2 separate regions of the Homo sapiens genome follow, and region 1 is linked to region 2. A link is an interaction called in ENCODE POLR2A ChIA-PET data of the cell type or tissue named here. Cell type or tissue: GM12878. All regions are shown on one strand. Links, peaks and the distances in the headings refer to the core of each region. The heading gives the core; the rest is flanking DNA.

Evidence for each region. ChIA-PET counts read pairs that join two places held together with the same protein. Peaks named below come from ENCODE experiments on the same cell type or tissue, not always from the same donor. Only the 100,000 strongest peaks of a DNase experiment are listed, where the experiment ranks them.
Region 1: POLR2A ChIA-PET joins it to region 2 with 5 read pairs; 5 of 35 experiments call an interaction of 5 or more read pairs at or near these places.

Annotation. Positions count from the first base shown.
Region 1 is chr1:154,783,512-154,787,511 of GRCh38, forward strand. All of the region lies in intron 2 of KCNN3 (potassium calcium-activated channel subfamily N member 3), which reads right to left. Among named protein-coding and RNA genes, the nearest start is that of KCNN3, 85 kb to the right of the region's middle. In GM12878, for the core only: no CTCF peak of the experiment used is centred there; a DNase peak (open chromatin) is centred at 1,650; H3K4me3 peaks cover 300 bases; H3K27ac peaks cover 2,468 bases.
Region 2 is chr1:154,831,426-154,848,288 of GRCh38, forward strand. The region is part of intron 1 of KCNN3 (potassium calcium-activated channel subfamily N member 3); the gene reads right to left. Among named protein-coding and RNA genes, the nearest start is that of KCNN3, 30 kb to the right of the region's middle. RefSeq lists enhancers at 8,952-9,453, 9,108-9,402, 13,980-14,039, 14,360-14,419. In GM12878, for the core only: no CTCF peak of the experiment used is centred there; a DNase peak (open chromatin) is centred at 6,446.

The DNA.
Region 1 (4,000 bases), core at 1-4,000, 53 kb before region 2:
CCTAGCGAGGAAGAGACCATCTTAGTTTAGGAGCCCACTTATGCACCCCAGCATGTTTGCTAATGAAGAAGATTCCTCTGGACAGGCTTGGGGTGGGGTCAGAGGAGACCAACACAGGGCTTAATATATGTGCCCTAGAAATGAACAGGAACACTGGAGATGGGGGATTGTGAGCTGTGGGACTGGAAGGAGAGGGGAGCTGGCTAAGCAGCACCTTGGGCCAGTCCCATGAGAGGGGGAGGCCGGAGCCCACTGAGGACTTGACCACCCATGAGACAGGGACAGTGCTGAGACTGTAAGATCAGGAGCATGTGGCGTTCAGCGCTGTCTTATCTGTTGTGCCACCACCACCTCACCCCTTCCCCTTGCTCCAGATCCATGGAAATGTCAGCTAACCTAGAGGCCTTGGTCATGGGTCCCTCGAGGAGCAACAGGAACAGGAAGGGTGCCTAAAGCGGTTACTAAGTACAGGATGGAGGTGGAGAATTCAGCAGAAAGAGTTTGGCATCAGATGAGCTGTCAAGAGAGAAATGGAAGTTTCCAAGCCCCCAGAGACCAGTGGAAAGACACCGGGTCCCCTCCTGTGTGGGGTGGGAGTTTGTAACCAATTATATTTGAAGCAGTAAGGCCAAGTGACCCCGGCCAATCCTTGGGTTGCTGTGGCCACACCTTGGTCTCATCATGTGCTCCACCCCAGCCATCTTTACATTGCTGCCAGAGCAAATGTTCTAAAATACAAACCAAATCATGTCACCTCCCCTTCTAGAACCTTTCCGTGGCAACCCAGAGTGTCCACCCTCCTAGCTGCACTTGGCCAAAAGGGCCTTTTCCCACCTGGCACCAGCTGGCCCCTCTATCCCCATCACCTGCCACACCCGGTGTCTCATCCCAGCTAAACCAAGTTACCAGTAACCCCTAAGCTTGCGCCCTTCCATCTTCTGTACAAGCACTCCCTCTTCTCAGCTTCTTCACCAGAGACCTCCAGATCCAGCGTCCCACCCTTCCACAGGCCTAAGCTGGTCCCTTCTGACTCCCAGGTGGGGCTGGGTGCCTTCCTCCAGTATTCCCCAGGCCCTGTGCCCCCTGCTTGTCACAGAGCCAATCCCCAAATGGCAGCTGGAGAAGGATGGCCAGACAGTTGGGGAGTGCTAGCCCCCGTTTCAGGGGGCGGAGGGAGCAGGGCGGCGGTCTCCATTAACAATGGTAACAGCAGGGGCCATGTATTGCAGCCTCACTGTGCACCAGGTCCTGTGCTGTGTGCCTTACAGGCACCATCTCATTTAGTCCTTAACAGGATTTTGAGACAGGTATTCTTATTTCTATTTTACAGACAGGGAAACTGAGGCTCGGAGAGGCTAAATAATTTACTACAGGTCATACAGTTAATAAGGGGCAGACCTAGGCTCTACAGCCAGGGCAGGCAGCTCTCTTGACTACTGTGTGTGCTGCCCCCAGGCTGTGCTAGGAAGGCTTGTTGGGCTGAGCCCCAGTGTTTGCCTATCCCAGGCCAGGCCAATAGGTGTTTCTGGTTCTTTGTGTGCCTTGGCAGATCCAGGAGTCAAAGGTTTCTGTGCATCTGCTAAGTCTGGGGTAAGAGGTATCGTTTTCTCAACAGGAAGTTTCTGATAAGTTTCTTTCCTTTTGACACATGAAAGGATCCTGCTGAATGTTTGGGGGTAGGGGAGGAACAGCATCATCACTGGGGCTGCTGGGCCCTGATTGGTTCTAAGTCACCTGTTTACCACTAAGGGAGAAATTCTTTAACCCTGGCTTAGGGGATATTTTTAGCAACTAAAAATAAATAGGTTTTTGGATCTTTGAACAGCCTAGGGAGCTGAAGAACTGAGGTCAGGACCAGGTGGTGGTGGTGGGCAGGGAGTGTTTGTTTTTTCCCCAACTGACTAAAAGGCCCTTCACCTCCTTCCCAAGGGCCAGCTGCACTGTCACCCCTTCAGGGGGAGCTTTTCCTGATCTCCCAGTGGCGGGGGCAGCACTTCAAACAGCAACAAGCCATTTGGTGAGTCCAACTTGTTGGCTGGGGCCTAAGCACTTTTCTTTTTCTTTTTTTTTTTTTTTTTTTTTTTTTTTGAGACAAGAGTCTCACTCTGTCTTCCAGGCTAGAGTACAGTGGCACGATTATGGCTCACTACAACCTCTGCCTCCTGGGTTCAAGCAATTATCCTGCCTCAGCCTCCCGAGTAGCTGGGATTAGTACCCAGCTACCACGAGTAGCTGTGCACCACCACACCCGGCTAATTTTTGTATTTTTAGTAGAGGTGGGGTTTTGCGATGTTGGCCAGGCTGGTCTCAAACTCCTAGCCTCATATGATCAGCCATCCTCGGCCTTCCAAAGTGCTGGGATTACAGGCATGAGCCACCACACCTGGCCTCCTAAGCACTTTTCTTTACATCAACTCTTTGAGTCTCACAATAGCCCCATAAGAAAAGTGAACATCCCCCAGACCTCATAGCAACTAAGTGGTGGAGACAGGATTTAAACCAAGAGGCCACACTCTCATCTATTAAGTTTCCATTCTGGCCGAAACCTCCTTCTTGATCGTCCATCTGAGCCGCATTCCTGTCCACCTGCTTGTCAGCACCCTCACTAAAGCAGGGGTCCTTGAGGACAGACATCTCCTTGGTCACTGTCCTCCACAGTGCCAGGCACAGCGCCCAGGGCCACCCAAATGAATACATAAAGGGTTTAAGGTGTCAAAACTATATCAATGTGACTGTAAAGAAATATTTTAATTGTTCACCATTTTTATAATCCTCCTAAGGCAAAAGAGTCTTTTGTAACATATGCACAAGATAGAAAAAGAAATCAAAGAATATTTTAAAAGAACTGCTTATTATAATTTTTTAAAAAACCCTGGAAACAACCTGAATACACATCAATAGGGAAACAGCTGAATATATTATGGTACTCATACTGGGGAACATTATGTAGCTGTTTTTAAAAATGAAGTGGATCTATATGTATTGACTTAGAAAATGTTCATGATATATTGCTAAGTAAAAAGAGAAACTTACAGCATAATGGGTATAGTGTGATTCCTCTTTTTTAAAAAAGCAAACACCAACACATAAAAACAAAAATGCCCATATATGTGTATGCATGTTGGTACATTTTTGTATAAGCACACACAAAAGGTGCATTAATCACCTCTGGCTAAACACTAAATTGTTAACACTGGTACTACTGGGGACGCAGGGAGATGGGAATCAGGGAACCTATTGATTTTTTTCCTTTTGATAATGAGAACACACCTCTGTGTTAAAAGAAGCCTATATTGCTTTTGTAATTTAAAAAAACCCAATAAAGTATTTTTTAAAAGAGCTGTCATGGAGAAAGCCACTTGTGGCGCCTAATGGTGATGTTTTAAGCATGGCCATTCTTGGAGGAAAAATAATTGCCCAGGTCCTTTCCTGCCCTGTAATTTTCTGTGTAGAGCTTCAAATCCCCTGGGAGCCCCCAGGATTTTATGAATACAGCCCTGCTAGAAGTGTTCATAGCTGAGCTCCTCTCACAAGTCTCCCCCTCCAAGGCCAGCCTCATTACCAGATCCACAGCCCCTCTAACTAAGCCACCTTGTGAAAAATACTTCCAGGGCATGAAGATTAAACAAGGCACTTATTTCAAGGCCACCTCTCCATGTGAATTCCTATCGTAGGCACTGAAAGCCGCGTTAGTCAGTGGCCCACTCCGCTCCCCCACTGAGGGCAGAGGCCTAGGCTCCCTGTGGGAAGTGGTGGCCCTCCCCACGGTTGAGAAAGGAAACCTGCTCCACCATTCCCTCCATTTGGGAGGGAGGGACCAGGGCCAGGGCCAGGGCCAGGGCCAGGGCATGCGGCAGCCACCATCACCACAGCGACTGCTGCTGGTGAGAGGTCACTGCGGATCTGGCCTCAGCGTGCCAGGTACAATGCCAAGACCCGTGGGGTACAGCGGAGATCAGGATGCAAGTTCCTGATGAACCAGGAGCTTAGAACTGCGTGT
Region 2 (16,863 bases), core at 4,868-8,867:
TAAATTGGAATCTCTGCAAGTGAGGTCTCTGCACTAACTTTTAAAAAAAGATCTCAGTGAATCTAATGTGCGGGCCAGAAATGAGAATTGCTGTTCTGGGGCACAAAGAAAGAAGCCAGGAGGCTGGGGTTGCCCTCACAGCTCTGAGACACTGTGAAACAGACAGTCATACACACAAGCAATGGAGCTTAGAAGCCATCTAGTTCAGTGCCCCATGAGTCTCCTAAGATTTCTGGCACATGGCCATCCAGTCTCTGCTTGATTTTCTCCAGGGGTTGGAAACTCACTTCCTCTCAATGTAGCCCTGGAGAGACTCTATTTTGGATGGCTCTTTTTCAAAGATCTGCCTGCAGTGCTTGGTCCCAGTGAAACAAATGCCTCTGTGAAGACCTGCTCTGACTTTAGCATCCCGGTGTCTATGTCAATGACTTTGACAAGTGAGCCTCTCCCTGGGACACACACTCATTAACGTACAGAACACCAGGAGATCAGCTAGTTCCCCAACCCTCATTCTCCACGATGACACTGAGGCTGCCTTGCCCCCATCATACAGCATCCTGGCTTGGAGAAAACTTTAGAACCCAGGTGTTGGGGCTCCCGGCCTATGCTTACAGGGGCAGGCAGCCCGGCCCACCCTGCTTTTCATACTAACGGAAATATAACAACCGGTCCCTGAATTCATCTGTTCTCCAAAAGCCTGTATCCCTATCCTGGAAGTCACCTCCAAGACTGTCACTTAGTCACTGTTTCCTTCTCCAATAAAAAAATGGGCTCCTGATGAGCTTTTAGCCTCCTCTGCTTGTGGAATGTGAGTGCTCTTGGCCAGTTAGCAATTACATTACTCTTGTGGTGTCAAGAAGTCCCTACAGCCTCCTCTGGCTTTGATGAATGCGTACCTGCCACTATGCATCAGGTTCTGAAGGTCCTGACACCATACCTTTATCTCAGGAGAACTGTATAGCATACTGAAGGTTCCTAGTCCCAGCCCCCAGATCTGTCCTGGCATCCAGGGTGTACAGAGTTACAGTGAAACACTTAACCTTTATTCACCCTCCTAGCGCCTCCCAGAACGCTGGTCAATTTGCCATCACCATGAGGGGTTCACCTAGCAAATATTTACTGCTCCACCTGCCAAGGATCTGGCCCCCATATTTCATCCAGATTGCAGGAACCCCCATTTTCTTAAATGTTCTAGAATATTTGAAACAAATAATTGTGCTTTCTGGATGGCTTGCTTTGAAGTAGTTTTGCTTTCTCTTAGTAAAACCTATCTGGCTCCCAAATGAATAAAACAGCAGGAAATCACTTTGCTCTACAGAAAGCTGTGGGCTCCCTGTTAGACTGGGTTGCTGACTAGAACCAAACCAGCCTAGCTGGGCTTGTCCCAGGCCTGGGCTTCCCTTTCCCCATCCTGCCCCAGCCATCGCTGACAAGACGCACAACAGATTCCCAGATTCTCTGCAGGAGCTGTGGTCAGCTAATTACAGGGAACTGGCTACATTCATTTCAGATGGCTATAACTTGAAATAATGTTGATTTTCATCACCTGATAGCCACAGAGAGGTATGTGGGTTTTAAAGACACAAAGCAAGGCCTACAGACAACTCCCCACCCTGGGTCTCTCAGCCTTATCACCCCTCCAATTGGCCTTCCCCCTTTCCTCCCTCCAGCCCTTGCCTCTGTCTGCACCAGAAGCTGCTGCAACACTAGGGCCCCAGCTGAACCTTCCAACTTCGTCAGAGAATTCCAAAATGGAGAAAACCACTACTACCCACCTGATGCTCAGAGGCAAACCCATTTCCATCCCCACACTGGGCAAAATCATCCCCCAACCCCGGCAATGTTTGGGCCAAATGAAAATTTTTAAGACACCCAGAAATCACATATGGTGAGAAAAACAACCGCCTGCAGGCTCCACAGACATCTCTGGAGGCTGTTCTGGAGTTTCCCAGATAAAGAACAGCCTCGTCCGTGTTTCCCAGCCATGCTTCCAGGCTTCCCGGAGTTGCCAGCATTCTGAGGGCAGCATCACCTTCCTTCCATTTCCACACCCACGGCCTTGCCAACAAACGTGAGACAGTGAGTCCTCCACCCAACACTCGACTTAGCTGGAAGAGGCCTTCTAAGCCATCAAGTCTGACTCCCCGATTCTATAGGCAAGCAAATTAAGGCCCAGAGAGGGACTCTGGCCTACCCAAGGCCACACACCAGTAACAGAAAGGGCTGATAATGCCCTAAGCCTTCCAAGGGTGGGGCTGGTGTTCTGCCACATCCTCACTCTGCCCATCCACCAGCTTGAACACTGTCTGAAAGGGACAGGCCCCTGTCTTAGTCCTCTCTCCACCCCTCTGCAGCTACTCAATTCAGGTTTGGGGAGTGAACATTTCCTCCATGCCTCATTCAAGGACAAATCAGGAGAAACAATAATTACCTACTCCAGGTTCTCTATCTTCTTTTGGCTTAACAATACAAAAGCTTAAACATAAATAAAGGGAAATGGTCTGGAAAAATAAAAACCAGTTGGCATGGAACTATTGGCATCTCAGTGCGGCATAAGAAGTAGAAATGCTGTTTTTCAGAAACAGCACAGCCGTGAGTTTCCTAACATTTGGCACAGGTTTTTCAATTGTTTGGATGTGATGGACGATGTTGATAGAAGTGGTGGAGACCAAACACAGGCTATTAATAGACCAAACATGGCACTTGTATAATTCTTTCTCTCTCTCACTAGCTCTCTGGCACCAGACTGCTGCCAACCTGCCTACCTTTTACTTTGAGGTGCCATGAATTCCAGCAATGGGGCACGACACGAGCCCCACTGCCTGCCCATGTCCAAGCATGTTCATCTGAGAGCCTGGAGGAAGGCTGGAAGCCACACACCAACGTGGGCCACCAGCCTGTACAGGGCTTCAAGGAAACTGCAAGATGCAAAGACTCCTTGGGTGCTGGTCCTGCCTATCACGGGGCATGCAGTAGAGTCTCCCAAGTAGACTATCCATGGTCTAGGGGGGGTCAGGGAACCTCCCAATTCCTCCATGTGGTTATTTCCTCCATTTCTTTCTCCAAGAACATGAGGCAGCCCCATCTCAAGGCGGGAGCTCATTCCACACTAATTGATTCAAGTTAGAGCCATTTCAAGGCAGAAGGATCTCCATGGTTCCCCTACAGGTGTTGCCTCTAGGAACTCTCCACAGATTCAAACTCTACAAGGACTTACTGAGTACCTGTTATATGACAGGCTCTGAGTCTACCCATCCATCTTCATATAAACTCTCACTTAATCCTCACAGGAAGGAACTGTCCCCACTTGACAAATGAGAAACTGAGGCACGGAATGATTATACAATTTGCCAAGATCACACAGCTGAACTGTGGGAGCCAGACTTGAAACACACAGCTTCTGATTCCAAGCCCAGGATTGGTAAGGACCGCAGCACAGTCCCGGCTGAGACCTACACCCTGAGCTCTTCACGGAGGAGGTCGCTTGTTCCTGCTCCACTGAAGCCAGATTTGCTACTTCTTTCCCCCTGAGCTGCACTTGTTTCCACATCCCCAGAACTCCCGGTCCTGACCAGCTGTCCTCTACCTGCATGGGGTCAGCCACCGAGGAAGCCAGGCCAAAGACTAGAGCTGGACCGTTTGACACCATCACCATCTTTAACATCTATTCAATGAGACTAAAAAATCCTTTCTTCCTTCCAGGGTTGTTGTGAGGAAGAGCAGATAATGAACGTGAAAATACTCTCCCAGTCGAGGGTTCCCACGGGCTTAAAACAGCCTATGCAGAGGGTGGCGATACATTCGGGTTTACCCAGGAGAGTCCAGTGTATGCCTGTTATCTGGCATAATTATTACTATGAATGGTAATCATTAATATAATAATCTCAAAAGTGTCCCAGTTTAGACAATGAATCATATGATCACCCTATATATGTAGTATTTGCTGCCAAAGGGTCTGAGAGAATTGGGGCCCCCTTCCCGCCCTCTGCCCCCACACCTGCCAGCTTCCACACCCACTATGTGCACTCCATTAGCAGACACTTTGCCAGGCTCATGGGCAGACATCATTCTGCTGGATCAAAGCAATTGTTAGTAGACAGTATTTTTAGCAAGGTGGTGTCACAGTGCCTGGATTAATTGCAATTAATTATATGTCACTCCTTTAAGGTTTATTTCATCAATTATGGACAATCACGGCCATGTGCCTTGCTTGCTTTAACCCTTGGTGACTTGAATTTCTTGGCACAGAGGAGGCTGTAACCATGGAAAAGGCTGAATATCAGAATATATTTGCTACTGAGTCACTGTGTCCTGGATGTCAGTTTAGGGCTTTCCTGTTTACAAAGCATTTTCTTGCACAGTTTCCTATTTGATGCTGGGAGGTAGAGAGGACCACTCCTAACCCACAGATGGAAAAACTAAGGCTGGGAGGATTTAAGCAATTACCCAAAGCCATACAGTTAGGAAACCCCACTCTTCTAACACAGGGTTGCCAAAACATTTCCAAGTCTTCTGTATAGACTGATGAGTGTGACCCTCTGGCATCAGTGGTCAGATAGCCCCATGGCCAGGCATGGGGACAGGATCTGAGGGCGTCTGGAGGCAGACTTGCCAGGGAGGAGCCAAAGGCACCTGACGCATGTCTGCCAGGCAGAGCAGCCCTTACCTTGAGCATTTCAAGTGGCCCTAATGTCAAGAAACTCCAAGAAGAATGTGTCCGTGCCAGAAAAATATGCAAACAAGGACACCCAGCACCTTCCTTCTTTGAGTGTTGAGCAGCCGGAAGAGCAGCCAGAAGGTACCTCGTACAAGTGAGGAGATGGTAGGACTCCCACAGTACCCCTGGGTCCCTCTTGCTGTTGTAATAGGAGGAGCCAGAGGAACACCCCACCTGATACTCGACTGGCCTTAATTTGGGCTCCTGCCCCCCGTCTATTTTGCCCTGCACCGGTTACAGAATATTAGTTCTAAACAGATCTCTGAGCTCCCCTAGTCCAAAGCCTCGTTTTACAGATGGAGAGACTGAGACCCCAAGCAGGGAATGCCCCATCTCCGACCCCACTTGCCAGGGCAGAGCTGAGCAGGGACGTGGGCCTCCCCTCCTGTGGGTTCTTGCTGACTGTGGCTGGGAGTCTCAGCTGGGAACTGGGGTGCTGTCTGGAGCGTTTCTCTCACGGGAAAGTTTGCTGCGTCTTTTCTTCCATCCCTCTTTCTTACCTCCACCCTTGTCTCACTCTCCTCACCCACATTTCATCCCTCTCGCACTATTCCTGTTTTCCGGGACCAGGCTTTAAGATTGTCAGCTAAAGGGGCTAGGTCTGAAGGAAACTCGGCTGGAGCCCGAGAGCCGCCGCCCCTGGGCTCCCTCTGAGTGGCCCCTCCAGGCTCAGGGCTGCTTCATGGCACAGTCGGGGTCCTTTCTGTCTCTCTGCTCCATCACCTCACAGAGGACTTGGCACACAGTAGGCACTCAATAAATACTTGATGAATGAATGAAGGGATGCTACCCTATGGCCTGTTCCCAAGAAGAGGAGAATCGTGCAAAATCACTTCCCTGCAGGCCCCATCATCTAGGTGGGGAACAACACTTCCAATTGTGGGGAGAACTCCATCAACTTTTGTTTCCTCGTTCCACTGACTAAACAGATACTTATTTGCTTAGAACCCATTGTTTAAGCCTTTTTTTTTTTTTGAGACAGAGTCTTGCTCTGTTGCTGGGCTGGAGTGCAGTGGCACAATCTCAGCTCACTGCAATCTCTGCCTCCCAGATTCAAGCAATTCCCCTGCCTCAGCCTCCTGAATAGCTGGGATTACAGGCGCACGCCACCACCATGCCCGGCTAGTTTTTTGTTTGTTTGTTTGTTTTTCATTTTTTGTGTTTTTCTTTTTTTTGCATTTTAGTAGAAACAGAGTTTGACCATGTTGGCCAGGATGGTCTCGATCTCCTGAGCTCGTAATCCACCCGCCTCGGCCTCCCAATGTGCTGGGATTACAGGCATGAGCCACCGCGCCCAGCCTATCTACATGTAACAGCTGTGATCAAAGACCTAGGAAAACAGCCAACCCAGCCAACTCCTCCTCCTGGTTCCTCACCCTGGAGGAGCTCTGGGCCCGAGAGCACAGAAGCTAGGAAGGCAGCAGAACGAGTGATGCTTATGGGGGAAAACCTGGCTTTCCACCCACAGCTGTTTCAAGGCGTCCTGCAGAAGTGGGTCTGGGGGTCCCTGGGCAGGAAGAGCCAGTCTGGGGCTCCCAGGCATCCACTGCCGGTGATGACACACTGAGCTATCAAAGCTTGGGTCAGAGCAAAGGAAAAAGCTCACACCAGCCAAATGCACAGACATCTCACAGATGTCACGGGCTACCAGGTGGCAACCCCGAAGCAGCTGCCTCTTGTCACGTGGGGGCCAGGTGGGTGGGGATTTTGGCCCAAGGGGGTGAACTGTCTCACTGAAGAGACACAGCTGGGCCCAGCCAGGGCTGTGTGCCGTGGGGAGCCAGGTGTGCTGAGGTCAGCGGGGAGGAAGGCGCTCTCGCAGGGCTGGAAGAGGAGAAGCCAGGCAGGCCTGAATTACGAGGGCAGGAGTGCACATGCTTCCTGGAGGACTCACCCCTCTCCCTCCAGCTGCCACCAGCTGCTGACCACGGTGGGACAGCCAGCTGACAGGGGTCAGGCGGCCAGAGGTGGATGGACAAGTACAGAACAGAGAGTGTGGGGGCCAAACAGGAAGGCGGCCACGGGTGTGGAGAACGTCAGGGCTAAGACAGACCTTAGAGTCTTTGCATCTTACAGGTCAGGACCCTGAGGCCTCGACTTGGCCAAAGTCACCCAGCTGCTAGATCCAGATCTAGAATTTAGAGCTAGAGCCTAGCTCCTTCCCCTACTCCCGGGCTCCTTCTGCTATACCATGTAGATTCCATAGCAAGTAATTTAAGACACAAATCGTGCCATCCCACTCCTTAAATCCCTTCTGCGGCTCCCCACAGCCTCTGGGATGAAGGCAGACCCCCTAAGCAAGGCATGATCTGACCCCTGCCTGCCTCTACAGCCCCATATCTCATACTCACACCATAAATTCTAGCCATACCGAGTTGCTCACACTCCTTCAAAATGCACTAAGCTTTCGTTTCCCTCAACCTTTCCATGTGCTTGCTGGGCCGGGAACAACCTCCCTGCCTTAGCCTTTCCCGTTCCCAGTCAACCTTCAGGACCGGCTCCGTTCTCGCCACTCCCACCACCCTACCCTCCAGAGCTGCCTCCGCCTCTGCGCTTCCTCCACCCTGTCCCTTCAGGCCTCTTCGGGAGACAATTCTAAGTGCGTTGAGCATCTGCTTACCAGGCTGTGAGCTCTTTGAGTGTGGGAACCAAGTCTTTGTCATCTTTCTGTTTCTCCCCCACCCCCAGCACCTTGCACAGTGCCTGGAATGTGAGAAAAACTCCATTAATGTTTGTGGAATTAATTATCAAATTAAGGAGTGAATGAAGCCTGGGCAGCTTTGACAGTACCTTGTTTCTCCCGAAGCTACTTTACCTACAGAAGGGCCAGTGCCACTCAGGACATCTCTAACCGCTGATCTGCCTTCTGCTCTCCCTCCCTCCCCATGTTGGAGGGCAGTCGGGTCACTCCATGGGAAAAACAGCAACTGAGATACAGGGGACCCAAGTAACACCCCCAGTTGTGGTGCTGACACAGGTCGCTGTGTAGCGATGGCAAAGCAGCTGAGATGGTGACTGAGTTCACTTATCCATGAAATGAGTGCATAACCACGTGCCCACCACCATCGAGTGACCTGCGATCTGCAGACCTCAGGAAGCAGGGCGCAGTTGTGCTCCCTCCACCCCCATCACTGCTCCAAGGCTCTGCGTACCTACACCAGAAGGGGAACAGATCCCATAGCCCAAAGGAGCACTGAGCCTCCAGGAGACCCTTTGGAGGCTCTGGTAATGTGATTTTAGAGACCATCTGTCTTCCAAATTCTGTTTTCCCTGTACAAAATACAAACAAGATACGACACCTGATTTACATCCCCTAAGCACCACCAGCTGATAGGGAGGAAAGGTCCCCATGCAGTGAGACAGCAGCAGGGACGAACGTGACCTGGGTTTGGAAAAGACACTACAGGCAATCCACAAAGTGGATAATCCACACCTGGCTGACGAAGGTTTGGCCCAGGCACAGAGAGTGCTCCACAGTGAGTGAGGGTTGCTGGACTCAGACCCCCGCTCAGCTCTCACTCGACAAGGCTGAGGACCTCGCCTGGGGCAGACTCGGCCACAGAGCATCTGAGCCTTTCTAAAGCAGTCCTCAGCCACCCCCAAGAGCCCTTCTGGGGGCCCTGGCCACTGGCCACTGGTGGAAGTGTTTTGAATGATGGAGCGCAGAGACAAACACAGACGGGACAAGGTGCCAGGAGCCACATACCAGAGCTGCTTCTCAGAGCTGCAAATGGCTCTCAGATGACACCCCAGCTGCTAGCTCCTTGCCAGGGGCAGGGTGGGCAGAGAGGCCTGCAGAGCAGGGGCTAGGTCACAGAGCTGGGGGGAGGGGCACAGGGAGTCAGGGATTTCTAAGACTCAGACTGGGAACCTAGCAGGAAAGGCACTGGAAATTGTACTTACTCCATTTGGTTTGTCTATTTGTCTCTTGCAATTTATCTAGTATTTCCTAAAAGGTCACTGGGTGGTGATTTCAATAATGTAAAATTTGTAGAGATGCTCTAAAAGAAATGTACAAATTTCACAGGTTTACACTGGCTTAAAAGCAATATATTTTATTAAAAGTGTCTATTCTAAGTGCACTTTGGATAGGATTTGGAGACTGATTGGTTAGAGATTCAAAAGGCCTTGTGCTATTAAAAGATCCACTGTGTTTTTGGGGTGGTAAAAAGAAATAGAAATCAAAGCATTTGCAAAGGTATGGTTGGTGGATGGAGAAAAAGCGGCGTGTGAGATCACAAAATCCTTTGTCACCTCACAGTCCCCGAAGCAGGGAGCTGGGAAAGAAAGATGCTTATTACAAGCAGAGGGCCAGGTTTCCTGCGAAGGCTTCCGTGTCCCAAAATCTCACAAGCCGCTTCTCACTTTCCTCTCACCGCTCCTCATTAACTGAAGCCAATCCTTGTCATTCAAAGGAAAATAAACAGGGAGCAACTGCCTGCAGAGACAAAGAGTCCTCATATCGGGACAAAACGGCTTCTCCAAGCAGACACCTTTTCCCTCAGCCCCAGTCAGAATTCTCTATTTCTTTCCAAACAGCAGAGCCATTTCCTTCCTGTCAGCCCAGTGATGCACAACTTCCTGTCAGGACAGCTGAGGAATCTGGAGAAATGTGTCTTCCCTCACAGCCTCTGCTCAGGTTTGCAGGGCCTCAGACAGTACCAGGGAGCAGAGTGGAGAGCTCCAAAGAAGCAGCCCCTCCCACGCCTCTGCCCCCACCAACGCCCTCCCCGGATCCCCCAGGTCAGGCCACCGAATCCAGACTGAGTGTGTGCACCGCACCCTGCCATCTTAGGCTTCTGTCTCCCAGAAGCCTTTGTGGGAACCAGCATTTCCATTCCCAAAGCCACCAGGTGGAGACCAGGGGCAGGCCTGCCCCTGCGGGGTCAGGCCCCGACCTAATCAGGACCCTGGGGCCTGTCAGAAAGACTGAGGCCTGCCCTAGGGCTGCAGAGATGGTGAGGGCGCAAGGGAGGGTCTTTTCCGGGTAAAGATGGGCCGCTGACAGCCCCCTTAGGTCAGCACTCTGGCAAACCCACTGTGGTATAAAAATAAAAACCTCAGTCCCACAGACTCCACATTAAATGGAGTGAGAGGCAGGGAGATGAACACTGAAATAATCACCTCCATTTAGTAAGCGCTCTCCACGTGTCTGCATTCTTCCTTTAATCCCCAACAAACCCTGGGACAGTGGTTCCCAAACTTTGCGGCACATTAGTATCACCCAGGGAGCTTTTTAAAATCCCCACACCCAGGTTGCACCTCAGGGCAGTGACATCAGGTCAGAAGCTGGGAGCCAGGCATCAGCATTTTTTTAAAGATCCCCAGGGGATTCCAAAATGAAGCCAAGTTAGGGGACCACTGAGCAAGGCACTGTTCGTACCTGTTTTATTAATAAGGAGATTGAAACTCAGAGAGGTTAAGTCGCTTGCCTAAAGCCACACAGCTTCTAAGCAATAGAATTAGGCTTCTGGTTCATGCCTGTTATTCCATCACAGAGCCCCCCTCACTCCAAACTTTCTGCAGAAAGTTGTTCAGCTCTATCTACCAGGTATTGTCTCCCTACTACATCCCCATCCCCGAATGAGAGCACCTGCAGACATCTTTGCTTGCTAGCAGGAGTAAGGATGAGATGTGCGAGCCGAAGGGGCTGTGCAGGGCTGGGGAGAGCGGGCTGAGTGTGTGCAGATGGCCTATTGGGAGGTCATGGGATCGGCAGGTTCTGCTCCTTCCTCATCTGACAATGCCATTTAAGTTCTCTCCAGAGCAAAGCCTTGGCCTGGCCTAAGAGGATGGCCAGGTGTGAAGGAAACGCACGCGAGAGTGTAGCCACGTGGGTGAGCGAGGGCACGACAGAGGTGGTGAGGATGGCACACAGCCTGGAGAGGGCGAGCCCAGGGTAAGGGGTGAGGGGAGACCCCCGGGAGTGCTCCAAACCAGAACCTTGGGGGATTGACCCACTTCTTGCTGCCTGTGTGACTTGCAGCAAATCACTTCCAGTCACTGGGCCTCAGATCCCCTCTTTGCCCTGCAATGGGGTGGGACCCTATGGTCCAGAGGGTTCTCCCACCCTGGCCTCCACAGTGATCATGGCGGCCCCCTTCTTGGGTGTGAGCAGGTGCGGGTGTGGGAGCAGCTGTGGCCTCATCCCAGGCAGGGTCCACACACAGTTCAGGCACCCACAGAGCCCTGGCTCTCAGAGCTGTCTGGCCAAGACAGGGAGGCCAGTGCACCTATTGAACATACAGGCCGAGGAGAGGGGCCCTGGGGCAGCACCCCACACTTGACCTTCCTGAGTGTCCCAGCCATGACCTCCTGAGCTTCACATCACCTGGTCGCACCCCAAAAGTGGGGCAGAAGGGGGCTATAAGCAACTGGGATTTAAAGCCCCTACCCCTCACCCCAGCCCACTGACCTGCAGCCTCCACTGGCTGCTTCCCTAAGTGCCAGACAGAATCTGGTTTCCCTCCTGTGGCTCATTCAGGGACCCCCCCCCCGCCACCACCTCCTCTGTGAGCTTTCCCCGGCCCTCCCTGACATAATTAAATGCTCAGTGCTACTTCTGTGCCTGGTTCCAACCTCTCCCCTTGCATATATTACACTACACTGTGCTCACCATCTGTTTACACTGCTGTTACCATCAGGGCCTCAAGGGAAGAGTCCGGTTTGACTCAACAGAGGCAGCAAAGCATCACGGTCTGCAGAAGGGGCTTTGGAGTCCGAAGACCTCACTTAGAGCCCCACTTTGCCACTTCCTCGCCATGTGACCAAGCCTCAACTTACTCATCTATAAAATGGGGCAGTAAGAGTAGTGACCTCATAAAGTTGTCATACACATTACATGAGATGACACGTGTAAATAAGTGGCTTAGCGAAGGACCTGACACTTATAATAGGAGCTCAATAAATGACAGCTATGAGTGCCTTCATATCTCTGACACCTAGGGCCTAGCACAAGCCCAGCCCATAGACATAGATGCTGAAGAAGTATGTTGAAATAAGCTGAACCCCAGCCTGTTTGTAGCCTTGACGGTCTGCTTGGCCTCTCCAGGAGCTAGATATGGTCCCTGCCCCTCCCACCTCCCAACCAGGGCTGGCTCCCTGCATCCATCCACCCTGCAGAACAGTTCCCCTCCCCAGAACAAGAAGCTGCCCCATCCAGGTTCTAGACAAAAAAGCCAGCTGCCTGGCTCTCCACAGCTGGTTCCCAGCGTCCCTTCAGCTTGAGAGCCCACATCCCCGGGCTTCCAGGCAGCACCCACTGAGCTCAAGCCTCAAGTATCCTCAGTCCCAGCCTCAGCCCTCATCAAATATTTTTTTTAATAGAGATGGGGTCTGGCTATGTTGTCCTGGCCTCAAGCAAGTCTCCCACCTCGGCCTCCCAAAGTGCAGGGATTACAAGTGTGAGCCACTGCGCCCGGCCCCTCATCAAATCTGAAGTCCCAAGGTTAGCGAGTATGCAGGGAGGCTGGGAGAGAAAAGCAAGAGGCCCCTTACAGCAGAGGCTGAAACCTTTTAAAGCAACAGTGAGAAACGCTGAGAGAGAAACCAGGCGGGGTAGGTGGGGAGTTCTCTCCCGGAGACTCCTTCTCACCCTTGCTTCCCACAGAACCCAAGAAAAAGGCACTTGGCAATAGTTACAATTCCAGACGGCACTTAACGAAGTCCAATGCCTCAGCAAGACAGACGTTTGGAGAAATAATGACCCAGGGGACTTTCAGGGAAGGCTGTCTGGACATGGAGGGGCGGCTGTGAGATTTAATGAAGCCAGTTCTACACAAGAGTCCAGCACAGGGTGCGGTGCCCCTGCCTCGGTGACTGCCCCGAAAGTAGGAGGGGGGGCTGCACAGCCAGGCCACAAAGGGCAGACACCAGGCCAGCAGGGGAAGGCCAAAGAACACACCCTCGGGACCAGCAGGGGCTTGCAGAAGGGGACTCCACCCAAGGGAGCAAATGAATGTCCCCCGTTACACACAGATCTGGGCAGACGCCCTCACCCTCACTCCTTCCCCTCCCCAACCCTCCTCCAGCCCCTCCATTATGCAAATCAAGTGACTACACAGATTTGCATAATTCATGCATTATTAGTACGCGTTCTTGTCAGGCTTTTAGACTTTATAAAGCAATTTTGCTACCTTTAATGGAGAGTAAGAGACAAGGTTCTAGAGAGAGATTTTCTGTCCTTCTTTCATTAGACATGAAAACAGTCTCTAAATCTTAAGCCAGGGAGAGAGTCAGACAGAAATGAAGTGACTTAGAGTTGGAAACATGACCAAACACCTCGTTGACACTTGGTGTCAAAGGCCTGGGTGCCGGGCATCGCGCCGGTCACACATCCTGTCAGGCCTCTCAGGCACTCAGACCATGGAGTAGTCCCCAGTGGGGCAGACGTTATTATTGGGAAGTCACTCCAGGTTCCTGGGAGACTCAGTAACAACAAAACCCCCACTCTGGGTTTGTATCGCTTTTTTATATTTTACAAAGGGCTTTCGCTCTGCTATCTTACTCAGCGCCCACAATAAGGCTATCGGGTTGGAAGGGCCACATTTTTACCCTCATTTTAGACATGAGGAAACTAGGGGGCCAGTTGCAGTGGCTCATGCCTGTAATCCCAGCACTTTGGGAGGCTGAGGCGGGTGGATCACCTGAGGTCAGGAGTTCAAGACCAGCCTGACCAACATAGTGAAACCCCGCCTCTACTAAAAACACAAAAATTAGCTGGGCATGGTGGCGGGCACCTGTAGTCTCAGCTACTTGGGAAGCTGAGGTGGGAAGATGGCTTGAGCCCAGGAGGTGGAGGTTGCAGTGAACTGAAATTGTGCCACTGCCCTCCAGCCTAGGCAACACAGCCAGACCCCGTCTCAAAAAACAAAAAAAAGAGAGAGAAAAAAAACTGGGGCCACTCACCTAAGATCAAATCTAGGCTCTCTGTATTTTTTCCACTACACCAGGGATGGCAAACCCCTTGCCACTCTTCCATTTCCCCTGCCCAAGATAGACCTCATGAATCAATCAGGGCACTCTTCCCATTGAGCTCAGACAACACCTCAGAATCCTTCCCAACACAGCCCTCCTGGAAGCTGGTACCAATTGTTTCAACTTGACACCCAGATAAAACCTATTTGCTGTTCCTGCACTGTATCCTGCCAACTCCTCAGCATCCAGCCAACACTGTGACAGTGCCACCAGTTTCTGGGAAGTGCCTGTGGGCTAAGCTTAGCCTGGCTGCTCAGCCCCAGGAGCCCCAGACAGCCACCATCAGCCAGCTCACCGGCTCCAAATGGAACCAGATGCACCTGCATTTGGGAGCAGATCAGGGAGAGTGACTCCTACACCCCCGGGCCCAAGAGGTCTCTGCTTTTCTCACTGCGGGGGCCCCACTACCCAGGACCACTGAGGCCACCTTGACTAATGCACACCTGCTTCCCACACAGCAGGAGCCAAAGGTGTCTGCTTCTGCAACGGACGCAGCATTGCTGTGTGGCATGGGGCCCTGCAAGGGGTTCAGTCAGGGAAGGGGCCACATGACCAGACCACCCCCGCAAACACACACACACACTTCCCTAGGGCCGTGCCCCAGCCAGTCCCAAGGGCACACGTCCTTCCCTTGTACACATGCGGAGCCTCCTCCTCTAGACAGATCCTTCTGCATGGGCCCCTTCCACAACCCTGCAAGGAAACTTGTTTAGTAAATAATAGTAATAAAACCCTAAAAGTGCTCATTTTGATCCTCACGCACATGCTTGTTGTCCAGGCTAGAGAAATGTGAATCCTGCCTTCCCCAACGCCCTACCAGCCCCCAAGCCCATAGGGCAGCCCTGGCTCCTTTCCTACCCTTGTCAAGAGGCCAGTCCCCTTTGGAAGATGGCAAGCAGCCTGCCGGTCCAAAACAGTGGGGTGGCACAGCACCCACACCAGCCAACACCAGCTGGCAGCGGCTGCCCTGGCTGGGGGGCTTTCCTTCTGGAACCCATCAGCGCTGGCTTCCTGCCAGGCCCAAGGGAGATGAAGTACACCCTCTTCCTGACCACGTCTAAAGGGCCTAGACGATGCCTCTCCCAGCCAGAACCCACAGCAGTTACCTCCACTCTCTTGCCTTACCCTTACTTCACAGTGTGGCACCCTCCCCTTCCTGGTCTCCTGAGCCCCAAATCCATGCTGCTATTGCAATCATCAATGGGCTTATTCTCCAAATCATCGCTGGCTTCTTCTGCCAGGCCTTGCTGAGTTCCTTCCTGATATTTACAGCCCCCGAGGCTCCTTTCTGGAGGACGATTAGGCAGCAGCATACTGAGGGGGAGCCAGGAGCGTCTGCCCCCCGGGAGGAGGAGTGTTTTATCACTGACCTTGTTTAGAAGTGCCGGTACACAGCAATAACAAAAACCAGACTTTTTGTTGGCTTTATTTATTTTTCTATATCCTCTACAGACAGTGTACCCCTCATTGTCTGCACCGGGAGCCGATTGCTCCCCTGCCCCTTGGTACCCTACTGCCATTGGGTGTCTGCAGCCAGTTTCCATGGGGCTGGGTCAGATTTCAGATGAACGAGTGAAAGAATACACAAAATTGAGCAGAGAAAGCACTGGCTCCAGAAGCTCCACTTCTCGCTGTACTCCACAGTTGGGGTAATCAAGGCCTTTGGGGACTGCCCTCTAGGGATTTACTGTGCTTACTAGAGGAGGAATGAAGGTTTATTCAGCACTCTCAGGCCCTGGTGCTGTGTATCCATCTAGACCTATCACTATGTTGTGAGGTAGGCATTAGAGCGGCCCCCAAGGCCAACCTCCCATCACCACCACCCACACATGGATGTGACCAAAGCAGGCACCGGACTCGGAGTCTTCCTGCTAGTAAGCGGCAGAGCCAGGAGTTGAGCCGGCTCCGCCTGACCCCTCACCCCCCTCCCTGAGCCCTGGGCTCCTCCCAGGCCTGCCTCCCTGAATCCTGTCTGCCCCCTCCCCTGCCTGCCCTCACTTGTCCGCCAAGCATCTACCAGGGCCCCTGTGTGCCAGGCACGTGCTGCTGCTTTCACATCCCTCATCTCCTGGAACCCTCCTCACTACCCCCCCCTGCCCTCGGGGAGCCTGCACATCTCTCCAGGCCACACCGAGAGGGAAGGGGCAGAGCCAGCGTGAATATCAGGTCACTGGCCCCAGATCCAGGGCTCTTTCCTCTCTGGAGCCTGAGCTGGGCCGGCACCCAGCTGGATCCCTGGGCAGAGGCCCAGCCAGCCAATGGGAAATGCCATCACGGAGGAAGGCACCGAGGACCACGGGGAGTCACCAATGACACAAGCAAAGCCAGAGGCTGGGCTGGCCATGCTGACCCAAGACCCCGCTCTCCTGATGCCACACTGGGGTTGCCTGCAGGGAGGCTGGTGTCTTGAAAAGTTGACTCTGAGATAGATATTATAGTAAGGGTCATTTATGTGAACCACATGATTAGAAGTCCCTAGATTTCTTCTGAATATCCTAGGATTTTCCCCAGCCCCTCAAAGCCAACACGCCCAAGATAGAATTCACCATTCCAACTGCTTCCCAAGTCTTCAACTCCTTTAAAGGCAAGGAGGTCTTGCCTCTCCCCACCCATCAAGTCAAGTCCATCATCATATCTTGACAATTAAAAACAGAGGCCATTTATTGAGCTAAGAACATGACACCTGCGTAATTACACCTGTGTGATGCCCTTACAGCCACCCGTGGGCCAAGCATCATAATGCCCACTTTACAAACACAGACACTGAAGTTCAGGGAGACCAGGCAACTTGCCCAACTGCACAGCCAGTCACTCCCCCAGCTCCGACACGAACCCGAGAGTAGCCGGCTCCAGCACGCTGCTGCTGTCCTCCATACCTACTCCTCCCAAATCTCTGAAAACGAGCAGGAAGAGGGTGTATTCCACCTCCTTTGGGCCTGGCCAGAAGCCAGCGCTGATGAGTTCCAGAAGGAGGCCTCCCCCCCTCCCCAGCCAGAGTGGCTGGTGCCGGCTGGTGTGGGCACCGTGCCATCCTGTTCTCTGGGACCAGAAGGCTGCCTGATGCTCGCTGCTTGTCATTCTCCAAGAAAAGGCTGGGCTTTGAGCAGAGCAATGTGGCGAGTGGGCCACGACAGTCACTTCGAGCCTCACACACAACTCAGATACCCAGG